Regions from separate parts of the Homo sapiens genome. Here regions 1, 2, 3 and 4 are each linked to region 5. The links are chromatin contacts, found by Hi-C or POLR2A ChIA-PET in ENCODE. All regions are on one chromosome and are shown on one strand. The core of a region is the stretch at or near the end of the contact, and the rest is flanking DNA. Distances in the headings are between cores, read along the strand shown.

What was found. A loop is a pair of places that touch in the nucleus more often than their neighbours do. ChIA-PET counts read pairs that join two places held with the same protein, here RNA polymerase II (POLR2A). Pooled maps may share reads with other maps.
Region 1: a loop to region 5 is called in a map of naive thymus-derived CD4-positive, alpha-beta T cell, with 9 times the contacts of the local background. The contact joins the promoter of KMT2C here to the promoter of FASTK in region 5. A Hi-C loop is called at or near these places in 1 of 168 maps with a recorded cell type or tissue (naive thymus-derived CD4-positive, alpha-beta T cell), 2 of 37 single-sample maps with no recorded cell type and 10 of 50 pooled maps. POLR2A ChIA-PET finds 5 or more read pairs at or near these places in 1 of 52 experiments (OCI-LY7).
Region 2: a pooled map shows a loop between it and region 5 (4-fold over the local background). The contact joins the promoter of ATP6V0E2-AS1 here to the promoter of FASTK in region 5. A Hi-C loop is called at or near these places in 1 of 168 maps with a recorded cell type or tissue (naive thymus-derived CD4-positive, alpha-beta T cell), 3 of 37 single-sample maps with no recorded cell type and 11 of 50 pooled maps. POLR2A ChIA-PET finds 5 or more read pairs at or near these places in 1 of 52 experiments (naive thymus-derived CD4-positive, alpha-beta T cell).
Region 3: a pooled map shows a loop between it and region 5 (11-fold over the local background). The contact joins the promoter of ZNF425 here to the promoter of FASTK in region 5. A Hi-C loop is called at or near these places in 3 of 37 single-sample maps with no recorded cell type and 7 of 50 pooled maps. POLR2A ChIA-PET finds 5 or more read pairs at or near these places in 1 of 52 experiments (GM10248).
Region 4: a loop to region 5 is called in a map of CD8-positive, alpha-beta T cell, with 12 times the contacts of the local background. The contact joins the promoter of ZNF746 here to the promoter of FASTK in region 5. A Hi-C loop is called at or near these places in 1 of 168 maps with a recorded cell type or tissue (CD8-positive, alpha-beta T cell) and 5 of 50 pooled maps. POLR2A ChIA-PET finds 5 or more read pairs at or near these places in 1 of 52 experiments (GM12878).

The regions. Positions count from the first base shown.
Region 1 is chr7:152,434,675-152,438,147 of GRCh38, forward strand. KMT2C (lysine methyltransferase 2C) reads right to left here and starts at 1,329. Exons shown (of 59, transcript NM_170606.3): 1 at 952-1,329. The coding sequence starts at 1,112. It also overlaps the pseudogene FABP5P3. RefSeq lists enhancers at 296-345, 386-615 and silencers at 1,096-1,155, 1,536-1,585, 1,676-1,965, 2,006-2,345.
Region 2 is chr7:149,872,425-149,876,434 of GRCh38, forward strand. It overlaps ATP6V0E2-AS1 (ATP6V0E2 antisense RNA 1), which reads right to left and starts at 1,438. Exons shown (of 4, transcript NR_027040.1): 1 at 800-1,438. ATP6V0E2 (ATPase H+ transporting V0 subunit e2) reads left to right here and starts at 1,545. Exons shown (of 4, transcript NM_145230.4): 1 at 1,545-1,745; 2 at 3,174-3,221. The coding sequence starts at 1,642. RefSeq lists silencers at 1,072-1,281, 1,312-1,391, 1,802-1,981 and enhancers at 1,344-2,312, 1,642-1,781.
Region 3 is chr7:149,125,036-149,128,482 of GRCh38, forward strand. ZNF425 (zinc finger protein 425) reads right to left here and starts at 1,289. Exons shown (of 4, transcript NM_001001661.3): 1 at 1,161-1,289. The coding sequence starts at 1,178. It also overlaps the pseudogene RN7SL521P and a transcript of ZNF398 not described here. RefSeq lists enhancers at 1-204, 452-1,003, 1,004-1,555, 2,219-2,268 and silencers at 714-887, 1,619-2,058.
Region 4 is chr7:149,495,495-149,499,312 of GRCh38, forward strand. ZNF746 (zinc finger protein 746) reads right to left here and starts at 2,315. Exons shown (of 7, transcript NM_001394198.1): 1 at 2,019-2,315. The coding sequence starts at 2,042. RefSeq lists an enhancer at 633-1,576 and silencers at 1,710-1,769, 2,010-2,679.
Region 5 is chr7:151,078,386-151,082,211 of GRCh38, forward strand. FASTK (Fas activated serine/threonine kinase) reads right to left here and starts at 2,424. Exons shown (of 10, transcript NM_006712.5): 1 at 2,300-2,424; 2 at 1,115-1,537; 3 at 457-636; 4 at 177-316. The coding sequence starts at 2,381. It overlaps TMUB1 (transmembrane and ubiquitin like domain containing 1), which reads right to left. Exons shown (of 3, transcript NM_001136044.2): 2 at 3,790-3,826; 3 at 2,700-3,515. The coding sequence ends at 3,164. RefSeq lists enhancers at 767-1,743, 1,744-2,719, 3,437-3,731 and a silencer at 2,159-2,838.

The DNA.
Region 1 (3,473 bases), core at 79-2,578, 1.4 Mb after region 5:
AAGCCGAGCAGTTCGCTGGCACTAAAACGGTGTCTTAATTTACAAGCAAAGCCGTCAAATAACCGTTCTGTAAGAAGACATTTCTGGTCCTCTAATAAGCTGGGGTCCAGCCCTACTGTACGCTCAAAGGCAGGCGACCCTATTCCCAAGCCCCTTACAGCTAAGACTTACGAGGGAAGCGACATTTACATCTGCACTCTCTCCGAATAAGTGCTCTTGGTATTCTGCCTTACGAGGGGACGCTGGCTACGTCTCCAAAACTTAGGCAGGCCGTTCCCCGAAGCTGGGGGATCCCACAGGACTTGTGCTTTCGGAGCCCGGGAGTGCGGTGCTGGGTGTTGGGGGAGGGGGGAGGAAGAAGTCAAATGGCTTCCTAATATATCATCAAAAGAAGAAAACACAGGTTTGGGACCAGGAAAAGTTCCAGGAGCAAGTCGCTGACAAACAAAAGCTGCACTCGCCCGGCCGCTTTCTTCTCGCCCCCAGCCCGCGCCCCGAGACCACCTGGCCCGGGCGTTTTGACAGCTCCGAGAGTTTCCCGAGCGCCGACGGCTCGGCGGTTCGCCCGGAGTCCGTCCGGGGACTACCTGGGCGCGCTCCGGGCTTGTTTTCTCAATGATCCAGCTAGGCCAAGACGCGGCTACGAGAAATTTCTCCAAAAGAAGAGTCGCGGAGAAGACCCAGTGAAAAGGCCCGACTGAAAAGTAAAGTGTGCGGAGCCGGGCGCCGGCGGGAGCCCGGGCGGGCGGCGCGGAGCGGGGGAGGCCGGGCGCGGGCGGCTACCGAGGGGCGCGGGGCCGGGGCCGGGAGCCGCCACCGCCCGCGGGCCCGCCCCGCCCCCACCCCGCCGGGGGGCGCCGGGGCGCGGAGGCCGCGGGGCGGGCGCCCGGTGACAGCTCCGGCCCGGCGCCGCCGCTGGCTCCCGGCCTGGCTCCCTCGCACTCAACTTACTTCTTTCTGGCTCTCTGGAAAGGGGAAGCGCCATCTTTGCGAGGCCGGCCCCGAGGTCTTTTGTCTGCGGCTGCGGGGCTCGGGGCCGGGGCTCCAGGCTCCTCGGGGGGTGGTGGCGGCGGCTGCGGCTGCTCCACGCTCTTGTCCTCCTCCGACGACATCCTAGTCACCAGGAAAGACACATGGATCCCGGTCCTCCTCCTGGGGGGCTCCCGCCGCCGCGGCCGCCGCCGCCGCCGCTGCTGCTCGGGTTCCTCCTCCCCGGCTCAGCCTCTCGCATTTCCCGCAGCCCCGGGAGCAGCAGCAGGTACCGGGAGAGGCGGCAACATGGAGCGAGCAGGACACGCACTCACACACATCGGCGCGGGCGCGCGCACCTCCGCGCGCAGGGGCCGGGCGGGGGGCGGCGGGCGGGGCGGGCGGTGCGGGGCGGGCGGGGCCGGCGGGTGCGGGCGGGCGGGGCAGCCGGGCGGGCGGGCGGCGTGAGGGGCGCCGGCCCCCGGGGTCTCCGCCCGCGGCCCCTCCCCCGAGCCGCCCGCGGCAGGAGGAGAAAGGGGCCCGGCGCGGGGAGGGCCGGCCGCGGGGCCCGGCGGGGGCGGCGAGGGGGTCGCGCCCCCGGCCGGCCGCCCCTCCCCCGCGCGTCAGGCCCGTCAGGCCCGGGCGGCGGCGGCGGCGAAGTTTTGACAGCTGCTCCAGTGGCGGCGCTGGGCGCCGGGCCGCGGCTCGCTCCTCACACTCGCTCTCTCACACACGCTCGCTCGCTCTCCCGGAGCAGGGGAGGAGGAAGTTTTGCGGGTGTGCTTGGACCCCACACACACGCCGCGCGACCGTGGCCGTCGCGCGAGGCCCGCGCCGGGGATCCCCCGGGGCGACCCGCACCACAGACCTCTCCAACTCGCAGCCGTCGCGCCCACACACCGCCGCCTCGACGGCCCCCGCCCGCTCCCCCACACTCGGCCCCTCGCCCGCCCCCCGCGCGCCGCCGCTGCCACTCACGGGCCTCGCTCCGCGCATGCGCCGCTCCCGCCGCCCGCGGACGCGCCGCCGCCGCTGACCTCACCGCCCCTCCCCCTCCCCCCCGGGTTCCCTCCCCCTGTGACGCGGCGGCCGGGCCCAGCCGCGACTCCGGCTCCGGCTCCGGCTCCGGCTCGGGAGGTAGCCAAGCTGTGGACCCAGAGATCCGGGATCGGGATCGGGGAACTGCGGGCGAGGGCGGGAGGGAGCCGCGGACACACGCCGAGGCGGCCGCGGTCGCCCGGCGCAGCCCGGCGCGAGGAGCAAATGTGCGCCCGCACGGCGAGGGCAGCCCGGGCTTCGCTGGTTCTCGCCGAGGTCTTTCCTCGTAGCGCCCACACTACGGGGAGGAAAAGGAATGGAGTCAACTTCGTTCGAATCCAACGCCAGTTAGTTTCCTTATTATAACGTCATTTTTTTTAATCCAGAAAAGGTTCATAAGGATGTAAGACGAAAAGAACGATGACAGCTCGAGAAATAAAACGGTTAGAGACAAAATAAGCCAATAAAAACCCAACCACTTGATTTTAACGTTCAGTGTGTTGTGATGAAGAGGCAAAAATCGAAGTACTTCTAAGCCACCTCTCATAATATGTAAAAATGGTAAAAAGAAAAATGGGGCTAGAATCCGCCTGAAAAATGCACTTTCTCAAGAAGGACAGTTACAAATATGGGATTCTGGATTTCTCAGGCTAATACCTAACACTTGGACGATGATCTATTCTGTGCTTTCCATTCACTATCGATTAGTTTATGAGAGTGAAAAAATTCTAGATTTGAATGGGGGGAAATAGTAAGACCTATCAACCATTTGTGAAGGATTGGGGTAAACTATCATTTAATAAGCATCTACTTTGGGCCTAGCGTTAAGAGGCACACTCTCATGTTGATTTCTTTTGATCTTCGCAGTGTAGTTTTAGTGTAAGGTAAAAAAAAATAGGCTCCTTTTCCAGCGATGTTTGCTTTCCCTTCTAGTAGCTAGGATGTTAACTTTAAACTGTGTCTTCTACTTGGGCAAAATACACACACTTTGATTCCCAGAGCCTATTCTAAATGAAAGCATAATTTTTTGAAATGGCTGAAATGAGGAATAACGTCAGATAGTCATTTGAATACCTTCAGGGTTTAATCCCTGCTGGCTCTTTCAAATTTACTAAATTTATAACCAAAGGAAATTTGGGATTGAGGAGGAGGCTGGCATGGTAAATGCAAACTAGAAATTAAAAGTGCCTGACGATTACACATAGAAATACAACATATATGTGACTAGTGATAAACATATGATGTGATCTAGTGAAAGTTTACTCAGTACAAATTTGAAAGCACCCTTTCTTTTTTCATTTTCTTCAGCACATTGTACTTTAAATAAAGTGTGCTTTCAAAACTGGATTATTGATCCAAATATTTAGCTGTGTTCCGTACTGAAATTAGAATAGGCACTTCCACGGTGAGTTTCACATGTACAAAATTATACATCAGGATAATTTACTTCCATACGCTTCTCCAGC
Region 2 (4,010 bases), core at 188-2,687, 1.2 Mb before region 5:
ACTCTATCTCCTGGATGCCAAGTGCACCCTTATCCTAGGCCAGTGTTCTCAACAATGTACACACTCTGGATGAGAAAAATAACCATTGTTTACAATCCAGCTAAAATCTCACCTCCTCCAGGGAGTCTTCCTGGATTTCTCCACCCTCTGAATTCTCATAATGGGCATTTGGCTACTTTGATCACAGGGCTCTTAGAACTGCGCTGTCCAGCATTATGATTTTACCAGAATATATCACTCCTCAACTACTTTAGAAACCCCTCGAAGGCTAGGATGGTATTTTATACCTAACAGTTTGGTGTCATCCCACGCCCACCTCCAACTTACATGAATGTTGGAAGGATGGATAGGGAGGTTTCAACTAGAGAACGGAGAAGGGCGGATGTAACTGGTTCTTGATTTCAGAAAACAGCCAGGAGCACACATGGCTGACGGGGTCAGTGCAAGGACAGGCACATTTCCCTTCTGCATCACGTGGGGACTGCGCCTCCCTATGTCATGAAGCCAGGGAATATGTGTGGCCGGCCGCTTGGGGTAGCACTTGTTGCTAGAGATACCGCCTGGAGGCCACTGATCTGTAAAAGGGATCTCTACAGAAGATAGGGATTTTTGATCGCCAGAGAAGAAGGGATATGTGAGATCCAAACGCCGAAGGAGGAAAGCAGGCTCCGTGGTCTCTTCCAGCCCTGATGGAAGAAACTACCGAGCCTTATTATACTAGGTGCTTTCCACATGCCTATTCATTTAATCCTCCAGCAACCTTGTAAGAAGGGCCATCCCATTTTATATTTAAACAAACCTTAACTACTGACGCAAGGAGTCAAGGATCTAATCCCAAAGCCTCTGCCTGGTTCGCTGCAGATGGATGTCCGCGAGGACGCCAGCCCTCCGCCTCCCGCCGGGTCCCTGAACGCCGGCCCGGCCGGTCCAACCTCATTCCGCTTCCCGCCATCGAAACGCGAAGCCCCCGCCTTCCCCCAAACGTCTCAGCGCCGCTGGGGCCTTTCTGGCTGCGCCGCCTCCGACCCCAGGCCCCGGTCCGCGCCCGCCGCTCGCTAGTCCTGGGAGTGAGGAGAACGCGTGCTGAGGACCCGGCCAGAGGGACAGCGGGGACCGCCCTCCCGCTGCGTCTCTGAAAGCGAGGCCGTTCCTCCCGCGTCCGACCCCCGCGGGGCCGTCAGGTTCGGGGCGGCCCAGGCTGCGGGTCCGCAGGGCGCTTCGGGCCGAGCCGGCGCGGCGCGTGAAGGGCAGGGGACGCCCCGAAAGACCGCTGGGGTGGGACCCCAAGCTCCAGGGGTCTTTGGAAATAAGAATGCGGCGTGACGTTGGCTGTGCGGGCGCGGGGCTGACGCGGACCCTATAACCCATCGCCGAAACCGGGCGGCCGCGCCCCTATTCCTCGGCATTTCTCTCTGTCCGCGGCCCTGCTCAGCCAATCAGCGAGTGGGCTCCTAGGCAGGTCCTGAGTGACAGCGCGGCGGGCTGGATCAGGAGATGCGCGTGCGCGGCCCGGCCCGGCTGATCGCTTCGGGTGCTCGACTCCTGTTGCGCATGCTCAGCGCGCTGCCCGGCTGGGGACCCGCGCACCTGCAGCGCCCGCTGCTCGGCCCTGCATCCTGCCTGGGCATCCTGCGCCCGGCCATGACGGCGCACTCATTCGCCCTCCCGGTCATCATCTTCACCACGTTCTGGGGCCTCGTCGGCATCGCCGGGCCCTGGTTCGTGCCGAAGGGACCCAACCGCGGGTAAGGAAAGCGCGCAGGCCCTGCAGACCTCTCCACCCCGGCCCCCTGGCCCGGCTCGCCCCTCCGCCCCGGGGCGGCGGCTTCCTGCTCTGCAGCGAGCGTCCGCAGGAGGGACGCCAGGACCCCGGACGCCACCTCTGAGGTCTCTCTGCACCTGGGTCTCTGACAGCCGGGAACAGGCAGGAGGTGGGGCGAGAGGGCATATCCAGAAGGTAAAGAGGAGAGTGACATTGGAGATGTCTGTCACCCCTCCTGCAGCCAGTAAAGGGCACAAGTGGGCACTGACGCAGTTTCTCCACTCCTTGCTAGCTGTGTGACCTAGAGCCAATATCAAGTCTCAGTTTCTTCATGGGTAAAATGGAGATAATGTCGACTCCTGCCTTAAAAGGCTGCTGTGAGGATGACCTGCGGTAACGCATTTAAAACACCTACCAGTGCGTGACACTTTGTAGGTATGGGATAAGTTTAGCTGGCGTTATTTTTCGAAGGTCCTCTAGCAGATTGCTGCGCCATTCACCAGTTTCTGCTTCATATTATCTTCAGTTACAAAGCACCCTTCCCTTGACTGCATGTTCCCAGGGGCTGGAGTTTGTCCAGTTCACCATTGTCTACTCAGTGCCCAGCCAGGACTGGCACAACCTGCTTAGTAATGTTGAAAAAGGGATCGCGTGCTCCTGTGTCCAGCACCAGCTTGCAGTGCTTTAGATCAAAGATCAAGGGCCTCGTTTGGATTAGAGTTAGCTTTGCCCAAAGGCCGTTTGGACATGTGAGTGCTGCCTTTGTTCTTAAAGACAGGCAGGGTTTGGGATCCCACAGCTTCACTTTGTAAACCATTTTCGTGTCTTGCGTCTCCTGCTATTCTTGGTGAGTTCTTGCTTCAGTTTGACTGAAATTTCTTTTGCTGCACTTGAAGCATCTGTCTCTGGTCTTCTCTGAGTACACGCAAAGTGGCTAGTCCCTGTTCTCTTTGTAACAACTCACTGGGCCTCAGAACTGGCTCACAGTCTGCCTGCTTCTTGCCCTGTCTTCTAGCCTATTGTTTTCCTTCCCCTTGCTCCATGAATTTTGAATTCTACAGACCACTCCCTGTTGGGTTGCCACAAATGCAGCTCTGTGCAGTGCCTTTCCACAACACGTCTGCATTAAGATGGAGCAATATTGGGTGGTAGAGAAGGGAAATGAAGGGAAGGATTCTTAAGGCAACTTGGATGTGGTCAAGGTTGGCCTCTCTGTGAGGTGACACTTTCAGTTTTTATTTTCTGCCTTGCTATTCTTACCCTGAGTAGAACTCAGCCTCCTGTGTCCAGGAGGCATCAGGAAGGCCAATGGAAAAGAGCTCACACCAGGAGCTCTTCTTGCTCTGGTCCTGGCCAGGCCTTGTGAGGTGCTGGCTGCATTTGTTCTGACCCGTGTCCTCTTCTGCTGCAGAGTGATCATCACCATGCTGGTCGCCACCGCCGTCTGCTGTTACCTCTTGTAAGTACTACTCTCCCCAGCTCAAAGTCAGCCAGTTCCTTTGTCCTCCCTCCTTTCCTCCTCACCCTAGCCTGCTCTTCCTTCTGTCCTGGTAGTAAATGCCTCTTGAAAGGCTGAACCTATAAAACAACAGGAGTGGAGGTGGTGTGGAATGGGAAAGAGAGCAGTGGGCCAGAAGTCATGAACCCTGGGCTCTGGATCTGGCTCTGCCCCCAGAGTTCTGGCCCCCATGGGCTGTAGTTTTCTCACCTGGGCAAGGAAGGAGGCAGGCCACCTCAGTGCTGTCTGTGCCTGACTGGGTCACCTGGAGTGATTGTTCAAACACAGTTTTCAGGCTGCACCCTACACCCATGAAATTACAACTCTCGAGATCTGCACTTGGGAATTCCTGTTGTTCATGAATGCCCCCAGGTGACTGGAATGCAGCCATCTTAGAACCACTAGGTGAGAGGCCAGACGTGGCGGCTCACGCCTGTAATCCCAGCACTTTGGGAGGCTGAGGTGGGTGGATCACGAGGTCAGGAGTTCGAGACCAGTCTGGCCAACATAGTGAAACTCCGTCTCTACTAAAAATACAAAAATTAGCCAGGCCTGGTGGCGCGTGCCTGTAGTCCCAGCTACTCAGGAGGCTGAGGCAGGAGAATCGCTTGAACCCGGGAGACGGAGGTTGCGGTGAGCCAAGATCTTACCACTGCACTCCAGCCTGGGCAACAGAGTGAGACTCCGACTCTAAAAAAAGAACCACTAGGTGAGAGTAAGTCATCAAACTTGGAATAGGTACCCTGGGGA
Region 3 (3,447 bases), core at 39-2,538, 2.0 Mb before region 5:
ACAGAGAGGAATATTCCAGGAGATTCCCAATCACTTAAAGAGGAGAGAAAAAAAGAAAGCCTGGCTGTAGAAACAAAGCTTGGAGAAATCAGAAAAGAATCTGTACCTGCCAAAGGAGGGTGGGGAAAAGGAGTGGGAAGCAAAAGGGAAGAATCAAATGCAAATAAGGAGCATTACATTCCTAAGATTATAAAATTTCATTGGGGGCACAAGAAAAACTTGCACACTTAAGCAAGTTATACTTAACTGAATGTAACAGGGTTTCTTGGATTAAGCCTCAGGATACGCCTTTCAAACTCTAAAACCGGTGCTCAAATTTTCAATACTACATTACAATACTACAGCATTTACGGTAAATTCGATTTACGCTAACCACCCAATTCATTTTAAGTTTTCTGTCCTTTCCTAGAGGGAGCGGTCTCCAATTTCTCTCAGTTCCAGCTTTCCTTCTCCTTTTTCTCATCTGCTTAACACTGATGTGCTTCTCTGAAACTACCTTCAGCAGGAGAGCACGGGCCCCAGAGAGACCCCGAGGTTCAGAGCCCCGACACTGAAGGCAGGGACAGCGTTGTTGATCTGAGCCTACAACAGGCCGAGAAACAGATCTTTCCCACCCGGATTCTTTCTCCCAAACCAACTTTTATTTATGTATTAAACAGACGGGGTCTGGCTGTTGCCCAGGCTGGAGGGCAGTGGCTATTCACAGGCGCGATCCCACTAACGATCAGCACTGGGGTTTTGCCCTGCTCGGTTTCCGAGCTGGGCCGGTTCCCCCTCCCTGGGGAACCTGGTGGTCCCCGCTCCCGAGAGGTCACCACACAGATGCAGAACTCAGAGGCACCGCGCGACGGACCTAGCGCATATACAGCGCAGAGCTCCCGGGCTCAAGCGCTGCTCCCGCCTCAGCCTTCCGAGTGGCCGGGGCCACAGACGCGCGCGGCCAAGCCCGGCCAGACCAGCTTTTCCCCAGGTCAATTCCAGAACAGCACACGCAGCAAGACTGCACCTTCTCCAGCCCAGCCCGGAGCTCAGTCCGTGGGCCACTGCCAACCCCCAGGCCCAGGCCCCGGCCGCCCCACTCCCTGGACGCGGACCCCAATCCAGCTGCGACAGGGACCCGAGTTTCGACAGAGCCTGCATCCTCCACCGGCCCTTCTTACCGAAGCCGGCTCGGCCATGGCGGTTCCGCACGAACCGGCCCTGCCTGGCACGGCCTCCCCTCCGCTCCGCCCCAACCCAACTCCCAGGTACAGCCCTGCTGGCCCCCAAAGGCAGAGCCGGCCGGGCGCGGTGCATGCTGGGACTCGGCGCTCGGAAGCGGAAGCCGCTCCGCCCCATAGCGCCCCCTGCGGGCGGGAGGAGCGGCGCCGCCAGAGGGAGTCGGTCCTCAGAGGAGGGGCCCGGGCACCCTCCGTGCGGGCCGCAGCACGCCGGTCTTTGAGGGACCCTTGGACTCCCGGATCTGCATGCGAGGGATGCGGTCGAAGACGAGATGAGGGAGCTGACGGGAGGGGAAACGGAGGGGCAGGTGAACATGGAGAGAGCAGGAACAGGGAGAGAGTAGGGACAGCGACTGGGAGACGCGCTCCACAGAAACCCGGACTGAGAGGCAGCGAGAGGGTGAGAGTCCGGTGCTGTTCCTTCCAAAGCTGCCCCCAAGTCAGGGATGAGCTCGAGGGTTTCGTTTGTGAGGGGGTCCCGGGAATCCAGCGAGGCCGGGTAGGTGGTGGGGGGCGCGCGGTGGCCCGGGGTGTCCGTCCCGCCGGGGGCGCGGAGGCCGTGTGGGCCCCGGGCATGTCCCGTCGGGGACGCGGAGGAGGGGTCCGCCCACCACGTCCGGTCCCCGTGGGTGCAGCGCCCTTCTGGGCTCCCCGAGCGTCCACACTCCCTCCTTGGCAGAGAAAGGCCTCGGGCAGAGACCCCATGCGGAAGCCACCCCGGCCTCGGGGCCGCCTGCGGGGACTCAGGGTCGCCCAGGGATGCGGGCCGGGCACCCCTAGCCCCCGGCGGGAGACTGTGACAGAGCGGGAGAAGACGGAGGAGGCCATGACACAGGGCGTGAGAAACACGAAGACGCAAAAACGGGAGAGGTGGGAAGACGCAGAAGGGGAAACCAGGGAGAGACAGAAAGGAGAGAGAGGGCAAGGAAGGGGGTGGCGACTGTCCCCAGAAAATCAACCTCGCATTCTGTCCTAGTCATGTTTTAGGTGTCAGGCTAAAGTAACAAATGAAAAGTGTGTAGTTAGAAAGGATGTCCATGAGAAAGTAGTCCCTGCATAGGCTGAGGAGCGTGTGCACATCTGTATTTGTCCCGGAATCGTGAAATGTAGATGCACCTTACTGATTAAAGGGTTAAAAAAAAAAAACCTTACATTAAAACTAACGTTTCGGATGGGCGCGGTGCCTCACGCCTGTAATCCCAGCACTTTGGGAGGCGGAGGCGGGCGGATCACGAGGTCAGGAGAGCGAGACCATCCTGGCTAACGGCGAAACCCCGTCTCTACTAAAAATACAAAAAAAAAAAAAAAAAAAATAGCCGAGCGTTGTGGCGGGCGCCTGTAGTCCCAGCTCCTAGGGAGGCTGAGTCGGGAGAGTGGCGTGAACCCGGGAGGCGGAGCTTGCAGTGAGCCGAGATCGCGCCACTGCACTCCAGCCTGGGCGACAGAGGGAGACTCCATCTCAAAAAAACCAAAAACAAACAAACAAAAAAACTAACGTTTCTTTGGGTGTAAAGTTCTATGAATTTTCACATATGTATGTATACGTGTAGTAACCACTGTAACCAGGATACGGAAGAGCCCTGTCCCACCCTGAAACTCCTTGTGCTGCCATTCTCTTCTGTGCTTCATTTGCTTTATGGTCACTCCCTCCGACACCTGGATCCTTGGCAAGGACTGATCTGCTCTTGAAACCTAGTTTTCTCTTTTTAGAAATGGTATATAAATGGAATCATACAGTATGATATAACCTTTTGTGACTGGCTCCTCAAAAGCGTAATGCTTTTGTGATTCATCCATGTTTACGAAGAGTCAAACTGTAAAATATTTAGAAGTTTATTCTGAGCCAAATATGAGTGAGGAAGGCCAAGGTACTGTCTGAAGAGGTCCTAAGAACATGTATCCAAGGTGGTTGGGTTACAGCTTGATTTTACACGTTTTGGGAAGACTTAAGACATCAGTCAATACATGTAAAGTGTACACTGGTTCTGTCAGGAAAGGCGGGACAACTCCAAGCGGTGCTTACAGGTCACAGGCGGATTCAGCGATTTTCTGATTGGCAATTGGCTATCTGAAGACCAGGTTCATAGAAAGGAGTGTCTGGGTTAAGATAAGGGGTTGTGGAGACCAAGATTCTTAGGATGTCTCATAGTGACTGTCTTTAGATGGCAAAAATTTCCTATTTAAACCTTTAAAAGGTGCTAGATTCTCTGGCCGGGCGCAGTAGCTC
Region 4 (3,818 bases), core at 1,065-3,564, 1.6 Mb before region 5:
GTGGGTAGGGAGCTGGACTGTTTGAGCCACCCACATCTGAATGTGGGACCTACAGGGCACAGAGGAGCTCCTGGTATCGGGACCTGAGGATCAACGCCTCCTTACAACATTCTGCAAAATAATTCCTCAACAAAAGGTTGGTGATTATTTCCAAAATGAAGAAGTAGCTACTAGAAACCAGTGTGGATTCACTTAGAGAAAGTCACTGAGAACTAGAATGCGGATGGACAGCTCAAAAAATAGAGACAAAAGGAGAGTTTGAGCAGAGGGAGAAACAAACTTGTCTAGGACAGTGCTTAAGATACTATCTATTTGGAAGGAAGCAGGACCCAAAGAAGGTAGGACTCTAAGGGGTCTTCAAGGCTGGGAGATTCTGGACAAGCTGAACTGTTTCTAGGCGAAAACCCCAATGCGGGTGGGAGTCTTGCTCTCAAGGAGTAGGTGGTCCTACAGCACCTGGGTGGGCCAGCGTGGTTCTGGGCTTGAGTCCACCCTCCACCTAAGGCCACTGTTCCTTCCCTCACCTCTCCTTTCTCAGATCAATCCCTGTCACGTGATCCCAGACGCCAAGAGTTTACTCCAGAAGCTTCCTTTCAACTGGTCACCAGCTCCTTATCCACTGAAATCCTACCCATCCTCCACGTGCATTATTATGGGCTTTGTGTGGCATGAAAGGGACCTCTGCTAAACTACTTTATTAAGAAAATATTAGTCTTTTACTCATGGACAACAAGGTGCATGGTTTTCTTACAGTTCTGATGGGGCCAGGAAACCCTGTGTAAGGTCTTCACACTATGTGGTGGGAGGTGGCGACTGTGCGCTGCTCACTCCAGCCCAGCTTCTTACTGACAAGTGGCTGGAATATGTGGGGCTGTCCTTGGACTCCTGCCAGGGGAGCTGAAACTCTTTGCTTGAGAGGAGCTGATGGTAAGAGGAGCCGGATCCCTCATCCACTGCCCACCCGCAGGATGAAGTCCAGGCATGCAAACCCCTTCTTAGTCTCTCTCTGCAGACTCCTTTCCCACTGCCTCCAAACCAAAACCATCTTCTCCAGGCTCATGGACTCCTTTCTGTGCCTGCACACGCCCTGCACTGTCCCGTCTCTCTGCGCCTTTGCCCAGGCACTCCTCCCTCCCTGAAAGCACCACCGGTCTAGCTGGGCCTGAAATCCTAGCCTTCCCTAAAAGCCCGGCTCAAATCACAGAGGCGCAGAGCATCAGGCCAGGAGGGGTGGACAGCGGTACCAAGAGGCCCCCTGACACTCCTTCCCCCGGAGCCCACCGCAAGCTTCCACCTGGGCGCCAGCACTCACCCCTTTCTGTTTTGCACGATTATTGCCCGCGTACCTGCCTGCCTGGTCCTTGAACACACAGCCACTGTGTGTCTTTTCACACTTTCCAGCTGGGTAAGCCTGGGCAAGTTAAGTTCTCTAGGCCCCGGGTTTTTCTTTTGTATGACAGAGATTAACACCAGTACCCATCCCACAGGCTTGCTGTGAGGACAGACTAACGCCTCAACAGGGCTTGTGGAAGTGCGTGGCTCTATATTCCCTTCCGCGCCGACCCCGGGAAGCTGGGCACGTAGTGGGAGTCGGTGTATGCGGATTCGAAGCCGGACACCTCCCAGGTGCCACCAGGCCGCTGCGGGGGAGATGGAGAGGGACCTACAGGCCGAGCGCCAGGCAGAGAAAGGAGCCGCGGGTGGGGGGGCACCCAGAAGGAGGGGACAGCGGCTGGGGCGGGGGCAGGAAGCCCCGGAGGGCCCAAAGAACTTGGCGTGGGGCGGCCCGGGGCGGGGACAACCGTTCCGCCAGCGCTCGGGTTCGGCTCGGAGTGGGGGCCCGGCCGACGGGCGCAGTAGGCCCCGGCGGACCCCGCGCCCCATTCGCGGGAGCCCCAGGCCCGGTGGTCCGGCCCGGACCCCGGAACCCCTCCCCAGGGCCTGCGGCGCCGTGTGCCGGGGCCGGGCCGCCTGGGGCCCCCAGGCCGCGAGTCCCTGCGCGCGCGGGTCGCCCTTACCGGAGCCGCGACCGCCTCGGCCATGGCCCTGCGCTGTCCCGCCCGGCCCGGAGGAAGTCGTCGTCGCCGCCGCCGCGCGCGGCACCACGCAGGCCCGGCCGCCCGGTGCTCTCCGCAGGCGGCGCCTGCCTGGCCTTTCCTCTGCCGCCGCTCCTCGCTGGCTGCCCCTGCGCCGCGCCGCCCGCAGTCGCGCCGCCTCCGTCAGCGCCCGGCCGGTCCACACTGCATCCTGGGAGCCGGCGCCGCGGCCCGGCAGACGAAGGCCCGTGAGGCTTCCTGGAGGCAGCGCGGCCGCACAGCCCCACCTGCAGCCTGAGAGGCGAACGGCAGGCGCTGCGCCCGCCTGCCCGCGGCCCCGCCCCGCCCCGCCCAGCCCCGCCCGCGGGGCCCGACGGGAGGACCTAGCGACCCCGGGCCGACCCCGCGACCCCGCGACCCCGCGACCCCGGCCGGACTGCCGAGCGCGGGGGGAGTCACTGCGCTGGCCCCGCGGCCCAGCCCGAGGACTCGGTTATTGAAAGGGTCCCCCTCATGGGACCCGCCTGGCCGCGCCCGCGGGCGAGCACGGGCTTCCGGGCAGGGCGTCCCCCGGGTGACCGCGGCCAGGGCGGCCCCCTCGCCCTGGGATGCCCGGCTCCCCTTCCCCCGCCCCACGGGCACTTCTGCTGCCCGAGGTCCTGGGTCTGGAGGTTTAGGCTATTTTGGGGAGGACAGATGTAACTCATGCCCACCTGTGTTTGAAATGGAATAAATACTTCCAACAACAGGAATATAGTTCGGTAAACCCCGGTAGGCAACCACTTAGCATTTTCTGTAATGGGTTTATTACAGTAAATTTTTTTAATGGCATGAGCAATGGGACGCAATACCATCATTTAAAATGATTTCGGTGAAGGTCTTGGTAGGAACAGATGTTCATGATGTTTTAAGAGAAAAAGCCTGTCCAGGACGATCCTGTCTTTGTTTTAAAAATAACATTTTAAAACAATATAGGACATATGTAGCGTCATATACTGCGTACATGTATAATTACAGTTTTGAAAAGTTTGGAAGCATATATATCAACATGGCCTCAGTAGTTCTATTAAAGGTCTATTCCTTTAATAGACCACGGGCCGTTTTTATGCCTTTTCTAATTTTTTCCAATTCATGTTTTTATTTTTCCATGACAAGGATAGTATTTTTAAACAAGGAGAGAAAAATAAAAATTTAAATGTTCTCAAAGAGGCCAACCAGAGCAGGGGAAGGAGGGCGCCTTGGACGGGCCCCCACGTAGTTTCAGAGGCTCATTGCCTTTCAGGAACACGACTTGCTCATCTGTGTATTCCCCAAGACTAACTAGCCAACTGCCTAGCACACACTGATAAGAAAATATGTGAGAGATCTGTAATCTTTTTCAAAGAAGGCAGACCTTACAGAATAGATAAAATTTGAGCTGGATCTTGAAGAATTGGCAAAATATTGATAGGCAGAGAGCATTTCAGACCAGAGGGTGGTAGTAGAGGTGTGAGCTGGATGACAGCCCAAAAAAAAATTGATGTAGGAAGATATAAAGCATTTTAGGGCCGGGCGCAGTGGCTCACGCCCGTAATTCTAACACTTTGGGAGGCCAAGATGGGTGGATTGCCTGAGCTCAGGAGTTTGATACCAGCCTGAGCAACATGACAAAACCCCGTCTCTACTAAAAATAGAAAAAATTAGCGAGGCGTGGTGGCACGCACCTGTAATCCCAACTACTGGGGAGGCTGAGGTACGAGAATCGCTTGAACCCGGGAGGCAGAGGTTGCAGTGAGTGGAGAT
Region 5 (3,826 bases), core at 1,174-3,673:
TGCTGCTGACAGGAGGTGGGCAAGCCACAGAAAGGGTGTAGAAAAGATGCAGGTCCCAGGGGACAGAGAGGGTGTGTCTGCTTCAGGAAAAGGATAGCCGAGCTGCACGAGGCGCTGGGCCTGACAAGGTCCCTGAGAATGACAGAGATGCACTGGAGGGTGGGTGGCAAGCCCACCTTGCTGCTGAGTTGCGTTTCCTGAACCACCAGGAAGTGGGCAATGGCTTCCAGAAGCTGGGGCTCCCGCAACCGGTGCCGGGCCAGGTGCTGGGCCAGGAGCACCATCACGTGGGGAGTCAGTTCCTCTGGCCTTGCCTCTGTGAAGAGCAGCCTGTCACGCTGGGCCTCAGCCGGACCTCCGGCTGGCTCAATTCCACCTCAGCCCAGCCAACTGAGCCCACCTTCCTCCTCCTGTCAGCCCTCCCCACCCCCATCTGATTTTAACCCCCTCCAGCACCTGCCAGGCTGCTGATCAGATGCTGCCGTGGATACCGCAGAAAACGGGGGCAGCTTAGAGCAGCTTCCAACCCTTGCCCACCTCGGAGAAGGGGCTGCAAAGGGGGAGGTGGCTTCGGAGGGAGGCGGAGCCTTCGCTCCTGTTCCAGGGCACACACCAGGGGACCATCAGATGGAAAGCCTGAGGGGGAGAGGTAAAAGGCAGCCTGGTAACAGAGCTGTGCTGCTGTTCTTATCATGGGGTTACTTGGTGAATTCTCCACCTTTCTCCTCTCCCGTTTCCTGAGCGGGAAGGTGTGCTAGAGTTTAAGTGCAAACACTAGAGACATGTAAAGTATCATGTGGCTATGAGGTATCGAAACGGTTTGTAGGGAGTACATACAAAGATGGCAAATAGGCTTTCATCTCATACCAATTGTGACAAATTATGGTGGCTTCCTAGGGCACTCTATTAGCAGGAATCTGGGGTGGCACCCTAGCGAGGCCGGAAGGAGTGCGTTCGACTCATGATGTCTGCCGCAGACATAGGACGGGAGCAGGAGCAAGCGTTCCTGGGCAAACGCCTGAGAGGCTGGGTCTCTGTCCGTGGTCCTCTACTGTTCTCCCTATTCTTCATTAACACCTAGCCCCCCAGGCGCCCACCTCAAGCCCCTCCTCACCAAGTAAGACTGCAAGGTGCAGACACACGTGGATGGTGTGAATGTCAAAGGAGGGGCAGTTTCGGATGATGAGCTGACTCAAGTCCTGCAGTGTGACCTGCTCCACAGGAGGGGGCCGTGGCCGAGACCCCAAGAGCTGGCCCAGACGACGAAGCGCCACCGAGTAGTGGTGGGCGCGCACCTTGCTGGGGTTCTGGCCCAGCCAGCGCAGCAGCTCCCCAGGGCTCTTCGCCTGTTCCAGAAGCCGCTGCAGTCCTTGCACAGGACCTGCACTGGGGCCTCCTCCAACAGGCCGGTCCCCCCATTTGCTGGGCCCCAAACAGCAGGGCTGTACTGGAGGGATCAGCAGCAGGCCAGACAGCCGAGCAGGGGAGGTCTGAGCAGAGAGCAGGACTCGAAGCATGGAGTTGGGTGATGGAGACCCTGAGGGGCAGCCCAAAAAAGGGGGTGAGGTTTTCTCCAAAGGGGAGAAAGACCTGCTACCTACTGCTTACCTCACTCCTCATTTAGGGGGCCTGTGGTCAGAGCAAGCCTTTGTGACTGCTCTGGGCCTCTTCCCCACCCCGCCCCTCTGCCTCCTTCCACGCCTTTGAAACAGCAATCATAATCCTCAGTGCGCTCAGCGCAGCACTACTTGCAAAGCAATTCCACATGCACCATCTCTGATGCTCCTTACACGCCCATGAAGAGTAGGCAGGGCTGGCATTACCTCATTTCACCGGTGGAGAAACGCAGGCCCAGAGCAGCGAAGGGGTTAAGTTAAGCCCGAGGTCATTAACCGGGTTAGTGGTCGCGCCCAGTCTGGAGCCCAGGCGGCACCGGCGTGCACTCTCCCGACCACCTCCCTCTCCCACAGGAGGCGGCGGCGGCACAGAGGGTGGAACGCGGGCTCCGCGGCTGGACGGTGCTGGGTTCCATGCTGGGCGCTCCCACTCACCAGCGGCGTGACCTTGGACAAGTGGCTTCGTCTCTCTAAGTCTCCTCACCCGTGAAATGAAAACGCAGCGCCCACCTCGCAGGGCGCGCGTGGAGCCCGAGTGCACCGCTTTGCGATGGCGCGGAGTCGGCGAAGTCGGGGGCCCCAACACCCACCCCGGCCCAGGGACGCCAGGAGACCGTGGCCGCTGCCGCTAACACCAGCTCCCGCTGCCCTCCCGCAGCCCTCCCCGCAGGCGCCACCCCTACATGACTCCCCGGGCCCTGCGCAGGTCGCTCCCTCAGTCGGTCTCGGGGCCCGGGGGCCGGGTTCCCCCCGCGGCCTCCTCATCGGCTAGCCACCGAGTCCGCCATCTTCCCAGCAGCCCCTAGATAGCCGCCCGGACGCCAATCCCGAAGCAGCTATCGGTCTTCGGAGACGTGGCTCCCGGCAGGCACTGCGAGCCAGGGAGCCGCGAGCCCCGCCCGCGGGAAGTGCGCGCCCGGCGCCGAGGGCGGGGCCACGGAGGCCGGCGCCAAAGCCAGAGCAGAACGCTGGGGAGAAGGGAAGGCGGAGGGCCAGACCCCAGGCGCAGTCCGTGCCCTTCTCTCCCAAGGGGCGAGGACTCCCCGCCCGCCAGCCCGCACACACTCAGACACACTGCAAGAGTGAAAACTTCACAGTTACTTTAATCTGCACGGGTTCCGGGGAACTCCTCTGCCCCTCCCCGCTCCCCTTCACCAGCCTCCCACCGACCTGGCGTCCCCAACTCAGCCCAAGGAGCTGTCAGGGATTGGAGGCGGCTGGGTCCTCCGGCAGAACACTAAGACGGGCCCCCGGGGCGGCCCGGCTCTGCCCGGGGCCGAGGCAGCGACAGCAGATGCCCGACCCCGAGGAGCCCACTCCCAGTGCGGGCTGAGGGTCAGCAGCCCCGGGAGGTGGCCCCGAGCCCCGGCGGTCGCAGGGCGGGGCCTCCGCCAGTCCCGGGAGTCCTCTGCGGCGCAGGGCTGGGCTCCAGGGCGGCGGGAAGAGGCAGGCCGGAGAGGCGGGCCTGGGCAGGCAGCAGCTCCCGCCGCGGCGCGGGGAGCAAGGTCCGGAGGGGCCGGCGACGCTGCCAAGCGCCCGCGGAGGCACTACGGGCGGTACATGGCAAAGGCCAGGAGACTGAGGAGCAGGGTGAAGCCGGCCAGGCCCAGAGTGGCGGTCAGGGGAAAGAAGGGCCGGTACTGGATCTGGCAGTACCAGAGCAGCAGCAACAGCAGGAGCAGCAGGGGCAGCAGCAGGCTGCCGATTTCCAGCCCGGAGGGGCCGGGCTCGGACCCCGGCGGGCAGGGGGGATTTGGGGGACCGACTCTCGTGGACACGTGGCAGTGGAGAACGCAGTTGGGAGGGAGGTGAAGGCTGCCCAGGGTCTGGGTGTCGTCGCCTAGCAGCTGCCCTTGGTAGATGAGTCGCACCTGCTGTTCCCGGCCGGGAAACTGGGTCCTGAGGAGAGAGGGACCTGGGTAAGAGAGCAGGCCTCAGGCAATCCTAGTCCCTGGCCCCGGAACAGCACTCCCACCCTCCCCCTGCCCTCCACAACACACCGGCCCTGGCCTGGGAGGGGCCGTCTGCCAGGGGAACAAGTACAGTTGTGATCTGGGGCGCTCAGCGCCTCCAGTATAAAGGAGGGCTGGGTCTTAGGTGTCTCTGGGGGCCTTCTGCGACCACTCTCCCAACCCCTGTCTTTAGCATTGCTCCTGCCTCTTGACCTACTTACCTTTTCAAGGAGCCAATGGTGTCGTGGGGCCAGGCCC